Regions from separate parts of the Mus musculus genome. Here region 1 is linked to region 2. Evidence: chromatin contacts called from ENCODE POLR2A ChIA-PET data. All regions are on one chromosome and are shown on one strand. Each heading gives the region's core, a stretch centred on a gene start or an enhancer-like site at or near the end of the contact. The rest is flanking DNA. Distances are from core to core; before and after follow the strand shown.

What was found. ChIA-PET counts read pairs that join two places held with the same protein, here RNA polymerase II (POLR2A).
Region 1: POLR2A ChIA-PET joins it to region 2 with 10 read pairs in Patski. The contact joins the enhancer-like site here to the promoter of Ndufs8 in region 2. POLR2A ChIA-PET finds 5 or more read pairs at or near these places in 3 of 5 experiments (Patski and embryonic stem cell).

Annotation. Positions count from the first base shown.
Region 1 is chr19:3,830,207-3,834,646 of GRCm38, reverse strand. No RefSeq gene overlaps it. Among named protein-coding and RNA genes, the nearest start is that of Gm51271, 18 kb to the left of the region's middle. Within about 2 kb of position 1,651, at least 1 of the 3 ENCODE cell types and tissues checked has a DNase peak (open chromatin) inside an H3K27ac peak, as active enhancers do.
Region 2 is chr19:3,910,555-3,915,555 of GRCm38, reverse strand. Ndufs8 (NADH:ubiquinone oxidoreductase core subunit S8) reads left to right here and starts at 2,782. Exons shown (of 7, transcript NM_001271443.1): 1 at 2,782-2,846; 2 at 3,810-3,867; 3 at 3,940-3,990; 4 at 4,300-4,395; 5 at 4,486-4,658. The coding sequence starts at 3,810. It overlaps Aldh3b1 (aldehyde dehydrogenase 3 family, member B1), which reads left to right. Exons shown (of 10, transcript NM_026316.3): 9 at 163-262; 10 at 1,472-2,065. The coding sequence ends at 1,662.

The sequences.
Region 1 (4,440 bases), core at 402-2,901, 80 kb after region 2:
GGCTTTATCGTCAGAAGCAGGGTGTGTGAGGGATGACAGACCTTTGTAGTTCCTCAGACCAAGTCCAAAGTCAGCCAGTCCCGCAGACATAGAGGTGTTCAGAAGTCATGTGGCAATCACATCCTGCACCTCTCTTGCCTCCTAGTTACCTGACCTAGTGACTGAGGACCGGAGGGCCTTGACCGGGTGCTTGCCACACTGGTTTCGGCTTTGCCAATGCAGAACCCTACTCCCTGCTTCCCACTTCAGGGAAAGGATTCGGAGTGAGGATAGAGAGCAGGTTCTCAACCAGCTCAGCCCCTGCTTGCTGCAGCTCAGCCCCTGCTTGCTGCACGCCCTCCCTTAGCTCAGCTTAGCTTCCCTGTCTGTGTTTCTTGGCTGTAAACAGAGGCAGGCCCAGAAGGCTGCTTGCGTTTGGATGATGCTGGGTTGGAGGCTGTGAAATTCCCAGGAGCAGGGCATCTTTGTGTTGAGAGGTGGCCCAGCAGAGGACACTGCATCCCACATCCTCCGGCAGCGCTTTCTCAGGCCCCAGGGCTGTGACAGTGGCAGGGTGAATCAAGACGGTTATTATACCCAGGGCCCAACACGGAGCAAACTGCTGGTCTCTCCTTTCAGCCTCTCCTCTTCTGGGATTCAGTGGTTTAGAACGGGTCCTGGGTACAGTCCTTTCCTCAGTATGGCTTTCTGGGCGACTGCCTCCCTAGGACAGAGGGACAATGACAAGTGCAGGGCTCTTAACTGTGTAGCTCTAAGACTTTAACTTCAGGTCTTTCTGAGCCCTGCCAGGATATGATGCTGAGACACTGGGGTAGCTGGGCTGGCTGGAGGTTTCTATCTCTAGTGAAGGTACCTGAACGTATGTATACCAACCCACATAGGCTTCCCAGGGCCAAGTCCTAGCCAGGTCCAAAGGACTCTGGGTATCTTGTGATATCACAACTGAGTGGAAGGAGGTGAGTGCATTTGAGAGACATGAAGTGTGGGAGCGGGGATGGCTCAGAAATGATACTGTGAGAGGGTCCAAGTCAGAGAAAAGCAGGTAAGAAGCGGGTTTTGATCACACCTCAGCGCTGTGAGCTACACCTACCTGCACCTGCACCACTTCAGACCCCAACCCACCAGGGCCCCTCATAGCTCCTTGGACCTCAGGTCTTCCCAAGGCCTGTGAAGTAGACCCTGTGGTCTGAGTGACACTGGTCAGGTTTCTTCTAGAAACAGAGATGAGGAACCCACGAGAGACTTGTGTGGGCTTTGAGGCACATGTTCTATAAGGCAAGAACTGACTCAGGTCTCTGTTACCACACTTAGACCCAGCTGCAGCTCCAGGGTCTAGAGGGAGTTGAATATTAACTCTTCTGGTGGGTGGCCCCAGGTAAGCAAACATAGCTGTCACATGTCAACAGCGGCTTCCTCCTGCTGACCTGGCCACTTGCCTGGCACTGTCTGCCACGCTGGCATAGAGTGGGTGGCTCAGGCTGCCAGATAGGAAGGGGAAAGGACCGCCTGGATCCAAGCCACCTGCCTGGCCCACTCAGCCTCAGCACTCTAATGACTGTGGGCAGATAGAATCTATGGGCTGGACGGGCTTCTGCATTCAGCTCTAAAGAGGCCTCCTGAGTCACTTCCTCCCTGGGTCAGGCAGGGGCAGGACCAGGCTCCCATGGCTGGTGGCCCTGGGGCTGGGGCTGGGACAGATTGTGTGAAACCAGAGAATAGATTTAGGAATTAGGTCACAGGAGGCTCTGTGACCTCCCAGCTTATCTGGCCACAAAAAGCCACACATCTTTCTGCTGTGTACACTCTTTTTTTTTTCTTTGTTTGGTGTACTGGGCTTATTTATTTTCTAAATATTATCACTTCTTGGCCTTTTGGCTAAGACCAAGTGTATTTTATTTATTTATTTATTTATTTATTTATTTATTTATTTATTTTTTAAAGATTTATTTATTTATTATATGTAAGTACACTATGTAGTTGTCTTCAGACACTCCAGAAGAGGGAGTCAGATCTCGTGATCGGATGGTTGTGAGCCACCATGTGGTTGCTGGGATTTGAACTCCTGACCTTCGGAAGAGCAGTCGGGTGCTCTTACCCACTGAGCCATCTCACCAGCCCTTATTTATTTATTTATTTATTTATTTATTTATTTATTATACATAAGTACACTGTAGCTGTCTTCAGACGCACCAGAAGAGGACATCAGATCTCATTACGGATGGTTGAACTTCGGACCTTCAGAAGAGCAGTCGGGTGCTCTTACCCACTGAGCCATCTCAACAGCCCCCCCAAGTGTATTTTTAAATATTGTTTACTTATTCATTAAAGTTTTCTTTGTTTTTATTTTATGTGAATGGATGTTTTGCCTGCATGTAAGTATGTATGCACACTACATGCGTGCAGTGACTGAAAGGCCAAGGGAGAGCATTGGATCTGCTGGAGCTGAAGTAATAGGTGGTTGATGATGCCCATGTTGGTGCTGGGACTTGAACTCTGGTCCTCGCCTTTCCCTTCACAGTCTCCTGAGGGCCCCGAGCTGGGCTCTGCCTGCTGACTTTCTCTCCTAGATAGCCTGTCTATCCTTATCTCCAGGACTTTGCACACATCCCCTGCATCCCTGCCCTGGGCAGCTGGTGTTCCAGGGGTTAGCAGATAAAGAAGAGTCCCACCTCTAAGGGCCGCAGCAGCCGTACCCTCCCAGGAGATGCCAAGGGCACCCAGTGTGGCTCCCCCACTTTTCAGGCTTCTTTCTCAGTTGTATTTGATTGACGGCTGGGTCACTCACCCTGCTTTATCTGTTCGCTGACCTTTGGACAAGCTGCCCGTGGCCCCATTGAGCCCGTGCAAGACAAGTAGAAAACAATGAGTGTTTCTTAAAAGTTGTTTTTATGGGCTGGTGAGATGGCTCAGTGGGTAAGAGCACCCGACTGCTCTTCCAAAGGTCCAGAGTTCAAATCCCAGCAACCACATGGTGGCTCACAACCATCTGTAACAAGATCTGACGCCCTCTTCTGGAGTGTCTGAGGACAGCTACAGTGTACTTACATATAATAAATAAATAAATCTTAAAAAAAAAAAAAAGTTGTTTTTATTTTGAAATTCACTTACAAAATAGCTCATTCCCATGTGTCTCTGTCACCTTTTTATTGAATCCCTGGTATCAAGAATGTTACCTCACAGACCCTTGCCTTCTTTCCCTACCTTACACTTCTCCCAGTTTCACCTTTATTATGGGTGGTCGGGGTCTGGACAGGATGACCCTAGGTTCTTTTTATTTTTCTTTCTTTTTTTCTTTCCATTTAAAAAAAAAGATTTATTTATTTATTTATTTATTAAATGTATATGAGTAGCTGTACAGATGGTTATGAGCCTTCATGTGGTTGTTGGGAATTGAACTTAGGACCTCTGCTCTCTCCAGTCAACCCTGCTTGCTCCGTCAGCCCCACTCACTCTGGCCCAAATAATTATTTATTATTATATGTAAGTACACTGTAGTCATCTTCAGACACACCAGAAGAGGGCGTCAGATCTCATTACTAGTGGTTGTGAGCCACCATGTGGTTGCTGGGATTTGAACTCAGGACCTTCAGAAGAGCAGTCAGTGCTCTTACCTGCTTAGCCATCTCGCCAGCCCTCTTTCTTTTTTTCAAGACAGGGTTTCTCTGTGTATCTCTGGCTGTCTTGGAGCTCTCTCTGTAGACCTGGCTGGCCTTGAACACAGAGATCCTCTTGCCTTTGCCTCCTGAGTGCTGGGAATAAAGCAAGTGCAACCACCACCTGGTGACTCTACGTTCTTGACCTCCTATCCAAGAATGAAACAAGGGGAGTTGGCTTTTTGTTTAAAACGCTTGCCAATCGAGGAACCCAACATGCATATAATGCCAGGTGAATGTGGTGTCTCTTCTGTAATTCCACTCAGAAAGTGGAGACATGGGACCACCAGATGTTGTATAGCAGTTTCTTTAGAGATAGAACCCCCTTCTGGGAGAGAAGTTCCTGAAGACAGTTTCTTCCCGAGGGAGGTGGAGTTTTGCATCCTTCAGCAAAGCCCTATAATCTCAGGAAGTGAACTTCTCAAGGAAGCCTGGCATGGAGGTGCCCAACTTTAATCTCATCACAGCAGAGGCAGAGGCAGAGGCAGAGGCAGAGGCAGAGGCAGAGGCAGAAGCAGAGGCAGAGGCAGAGGCAGAAGAGGCAGAGGTAGAGGAGGCAGAAGAGGCAGAGGCAGAGGCAGCGAGATCTCTGTAAGTTCAAGGTTAGCCTGCTCCACATAGAAAGTTCCAGACCAGCCAAGGCTTCGTAGTGAAACCCAATCTCAAAGCAACAATAACAACACAACACAACCAACTTTAGGAAGTCCCTAAAACTGACTAGATCCCCTTGGTACTTCCCAAATAGTGGGGACTGCTGAGACTCACTAAGACACCTGGGAGAGATGCT
Region 2 (5,001 bases), core at 1,533-4,032:
AGATGTGCCAGGTCCCCTCAACACCCTGTCAGGGACACATACAGGTGGATCCATAGAGAATATGCCCCAGGGTGGAGTTTGTGAGTCTGCCCCATTAGGGCCCCCTTGGCCCTCACTGAAACAAGGTCCGTCCAGGAGTGCTTTGCATCTTTTCTCTCCCAGGTTATCAAACAGGTGTTGGCCCGGACCAGCAGCGGGGGATTCTGTGGGAATGATGGCTTCATGCACATGACCCTGTCCAGCCTTCCTTTTGGAGGAGTGGGTAGGTAGCAGCAGAGCTCTGCCCTCCTGGGCTGACCCCCTACCTGCATCCCCATCCTGCTACCTGACCACATTAACTGCAGAAGATGTGCCCCCTTCTCAGTGCCCAGTGCAGCATAAGCCCCTCCCCACTGACTGTCCAACTAGCCTGCCTCTCTCCCACCTCCCTACAGTCTGTGGTGGAACTTTGCAGATATGCTTGCACTAAACATGTGGGTGAGAAGCTACAGAGAGATCACGTTGGTGGGTTTATAAAAACACACCAGTTGCCTCCAGCCACTGAGTTCTTTGTCTCTCCCCCAGACTTTGGCCACCCATCCCCACATAGTTCTGGCCTTCAACTCCATGGCAGGGCCAAATGATGCCTCCTTTAGCCTTCCCAAGTCCCTGCACACCCAGCTCTGGGTGTCTCTGTTTCCAGGAGGCCAGGCATGTGGAGATGCCCCATTCCACCCCCCTGCCACCCCCCGCCCCCAACTTCAAACCTCACAGCTATATTCCAGCAAGCCCACAGGCATGTGACCGGGACAGCTACTTCTCCTTTAGGTCGACTTCCTCACTGAAAGTGCCCTGGTCCTTCCACCCGGTCAGACTCAATATCAGAGCAAATGACAGCATTGTCCGGCTAGTCCTGGTCTGGCCTAGAAGTCCTGCTCTTGTTCCCCCTTAGTCTCTTGTGATGGCTACTGAACTTGAACCCTTACATGTTCCCCCCACCTTCCCCACTTACACACTATCTGGCTGACTCCATGATCCTCTGGCGTCCCTCACTTTAACAAGCCAGCTTCATTACTACCAACTCCACCCAGGCCATGTCCCCTGGACATTCTGGGTTGAGTCCTTGTTCCTTCCTAGACAGTAAGAGCTACACAGATTTGAAGATGTCTGCCACAAACCTAGAAAAAAGATGCCACTCTCACAGAGAGCCTGAGGCAGTCACTTGCCTAGAGTGTTCAGTATGGGGCTGGGATTCAACGTTGGGAAGCCTAGCTCCAGAATTCATACCCATGACCTCAGTTTGCCTGTCCCTAAGGGCACCTGGTAAAGTGGCTGGGGCAAGTTCAGTACTCATCCATAACGCCTTGTGATTAGTCCACTGAACACACAGAGAAACAGGCTAAGATAGCCTACCTGTCAAAGCCAAGTCTATGTGATGTCCCCTCAGTTGGCCCTTAAAGACCTAAAGACCCATGTTCTGTGCTGCCCACAGGAACCAGCGGGATGGGCAGGTACCACGGCAAGTTCTCCTTTGACACCTTCTCCAACCAGCGTGCCTGTCTGCTGCGCAGCCCGGGAATGGAGAAAATCAATGACTTGCGCTACCCACCCTACTCCAGTCGCAACCTCAGGGTGTTGTTGGTGGCCATGGAGGAGAGGTGCTGCAGCTGCACCCTGCTGTAAGCAGGGGTTTTGGGGTACAGGAGCCTGCCTGGGGCACAGCTTCAGAGAAGTGGCCTGCCAGGGCCAAGGCCACAGAGCAGTCTGCTCAGCCCTTCTTGGTGGAGCCCTCTGCCTCCTGGGGCTCCCCTTTTTGGACCTTTGAATAAGATAGGCTGAGGGTAGGAAGGCAGGAAGGGATGCAGTGACCATAGAATCTTCGAGAAAACAGAGCACTTCTGAACTACCCACCCTCTCGTGGATAGTGTTGCAAGGGAGCAGTGATAATCGGCACAGGTCATACTCTGTGACCAGGCCTGTCTGGGTCTTCTCACTCTCAGTTTTCTATCTGCACAATGGAAATAAAACAGCCTTAACAAAACAGCCTATCGTCGTGGAAGTATTAAACTAGGAGGGCTGACTCCAAGCTACAGGTGTCTTGTCTTTTTTGGAGTGGAGGTGCTGCCTCCGTGATAAGTCCAAGACCTTTCCCCAGCTACAACTCACCCCTCACCTCACAAGTTTACTCAGCCGTAAAACATTCCACCAGTCTGAGCTCCATGCTCCAAGGGATGGCGCTTCCAGCCACTCACCTGCTAAAACTCAAAATTTTTGACATCCTGTCTCTACACATGGCCTGGTTTTTGACTAAGTCAACATGTCCTTCCTGGCCTTCCAGATTCTACACCGCCAGCTTAGACACTACTTCCTGAAGGAAGCATTTCTGATCACTCCATACAAGGCATGCAGATTGCCTCATGGTTCTCTAGTCCTAGGGGCAGACTTGACAAAAGTCCTGCTACCCGCGGCCGTTACAAGGACCAGTGGTTAAAGCGCTTGTACGCTGTCGCCATCTTTGCAGTATTCAAATGAGCCCTACCCCTCCCGCCTCCCCGGACTGTAGCAGCGTCCCAAACCGAGGTCAGGAAGTCCCGCCTTCAGGATCTCGGAAGTCAGGCGCATTAACCTCTCTGATACAACATGGCAGCTCCCTACAAAACTTCAAGCATCTGCTCCCATCAGCCAATTAGAGAAAAATATAGTCCTGGGCCCGCCTCCTACAGGACCCTAGGCCAATCAGACCAAAGAAGGAAAGGGCACTATGGAAAAAGGCGTGAGAAGCTCGCCCAATGGCAGCATCCTGAGCTTAGGCTCCGCCTTCCGGTTGAACCGCATCTGGGCCAGGGAAGGAGCCGCAGCACTTCAAGGTGGGTGGCCAGGGCAAGGCGGCGAAGACAGGGTCTGGGTGACGCAACGACAGGGTTGAACGGGGTGTCACCGCTGACCTTATGAAGTCTGGGATCTAGCGCTTCGGCTCGGGACCCGCGGCTTGTGCGTCCTTCCCGAGCTGCGGACCGGAAAGCCTGCACCCTCAGGCGCATGCGCTGCCTCGCCGGCTGCCTTCTGCGTTCATAGGGTCAGAGGTCAAGGGGAAGGTCTGAGAGAAAGTGGTAGGTTGGATCCAGGATTGCTTGGGGTCAAGAATTGGCCGACCCCTACAGGTCAAAGGTCACAAGAGGGCGCTAGAGCGTTGGTGATCTGCCAGACTCTTGGTCAAAATCCCCTTGTTTGCATACATCCCTAATTTTCGGGACCCCTCTTCCTACATTGTAATCCAGAAACTGAGGCCAGGGGACATCATTTGCCCAAGGTCACTCTGCAGGTTGGGGAGAGTTCCAGGAGCCCCTTGGGTTGAGGAGAGGAACTTGACCCTGGTAATTATTTAAATCTTTAAGGGTTTTCTGCAGGTATCTCCTGGATTCCTGTCCTGGTTCCAATGACATTGGGTAATTTGGGAGCAATCACTTAACATGACAGGATGACAGGGTCTATGACATTTGACATGAAGCCTGGCTCAGAGTTATCAGGACCCACTAGGAGGACCCACCAGAAGAACCATCCAGGCTCCTGAATACACTGGTGGTGGTCAGGGAGCCTTGGTGTGAGCGGAGGATGAGGAGTGGACATGGGGAAATGGATTAAATAGGTTGCTTAGGAACTGCAGAAATAGAAGGAACTTGGGGTGCCCAGGAACTGTGAGTCAGCAGAGTGAGGTCAGATTGAGGGTTAGGGGTGCTGGTCTTGAGTGGGATTGTGAGTGAATGGGGCGTAAGGTAGAGGTTCAGAGGAGGGCAGTTTTAGACCCTTCTCTTCCCTTCTCCATGTTCCAGATGTATCGCCTGAGCTCATCAATGCTGCCACGGGCCTTGGCCCAGGCCATGCGCACAGGTAGGGCTAGAGGCCTTTCCTGGGGGTGGGGGAGCAGAGCTTCCTGGTGTGAAATCACCTCTCTCCTTGCAGGACATCTTAATGGACAAAGCCTTCATAGCAGCGCAGTGGCGGCAACGTACAGTGAGTAGCCAATATTCTGACTTGAGCTTTTCTGACCGTCGTCACACCCAAGGCCCGGGAAATTGCTTTGCTAGGGACCCTCTGTGAGCTCTAGTTTCCACTCTGAAAATGAAGGTAGCGATCAAGAGAGACTGTGACTCAGTCACTGTAGTACCATCAAAGGCGGGAGGCATGTGACAGGAAAGAGCTGCTAGGTTATCAGGACCCACTAGGAGGACCTAGGTCCCTCACTCCCTGAACTTGAAAAGCTTTGCCTGGGTGCGCTTCCAAAGCCAGCTTCCATTAACCTCCCTCCCTGACCTCCTGCAGAGTATGTGAATAAGAAGGAACAGGAGTCTGAGGTGGACATGAAGTCCGCAACTGACAATGCAGCTCGGATTCTGATGTGGACAGAACTCATCCGAGGTGGGTACCAGTGAAGAGGGGAGAGGGGAGAGTCAGGCGTGGACGGCCGGAGAGGAGAGCATCCTCTTACCAGCTCTGTACTACTCCCAGGACTGGGCATGACCCTAAGTTACCTCTTTCGAGAGCCTGCCACCATCAACTACCCCTTTGAGAAGGGCCCACTGAGTCCGCGCTTCCGTGGGGAGCATGCACTGCGCCGCTACCCATCTGGAGAGGAGCGTTGCATTGCCTGCAAACTCTGTGAGGCCATCTGTCCTGCACAGGTGAGTCTGCCTTCTAACTACTAGGCCCTAAATCTGATCTGACCCCTACCTTGATACACTCCCCCGGGAAAGACCCTTCTTTTTTCTTTTTTTTTTTGGTTTTTCGAGACAGGGTTTCTCTGTGTAGCCTTGGCTGTCCTGGCACTCACTCTGTAGACCAGGCTGGCCTCAAACTCAGAAATCCGACTGCCTCTGCCACCCAAGTGCTGGGATTAAAGGTATATACTACCACCACTCCTGGCTCTTTTTTCTTTTGAGACAGAGTCTCACTATGTAGCACCAGCTGAAACTCATTGTGTAGACTAAGCTGGTCTTGAGCTCACAGATCTGTCTACCTCTGCCT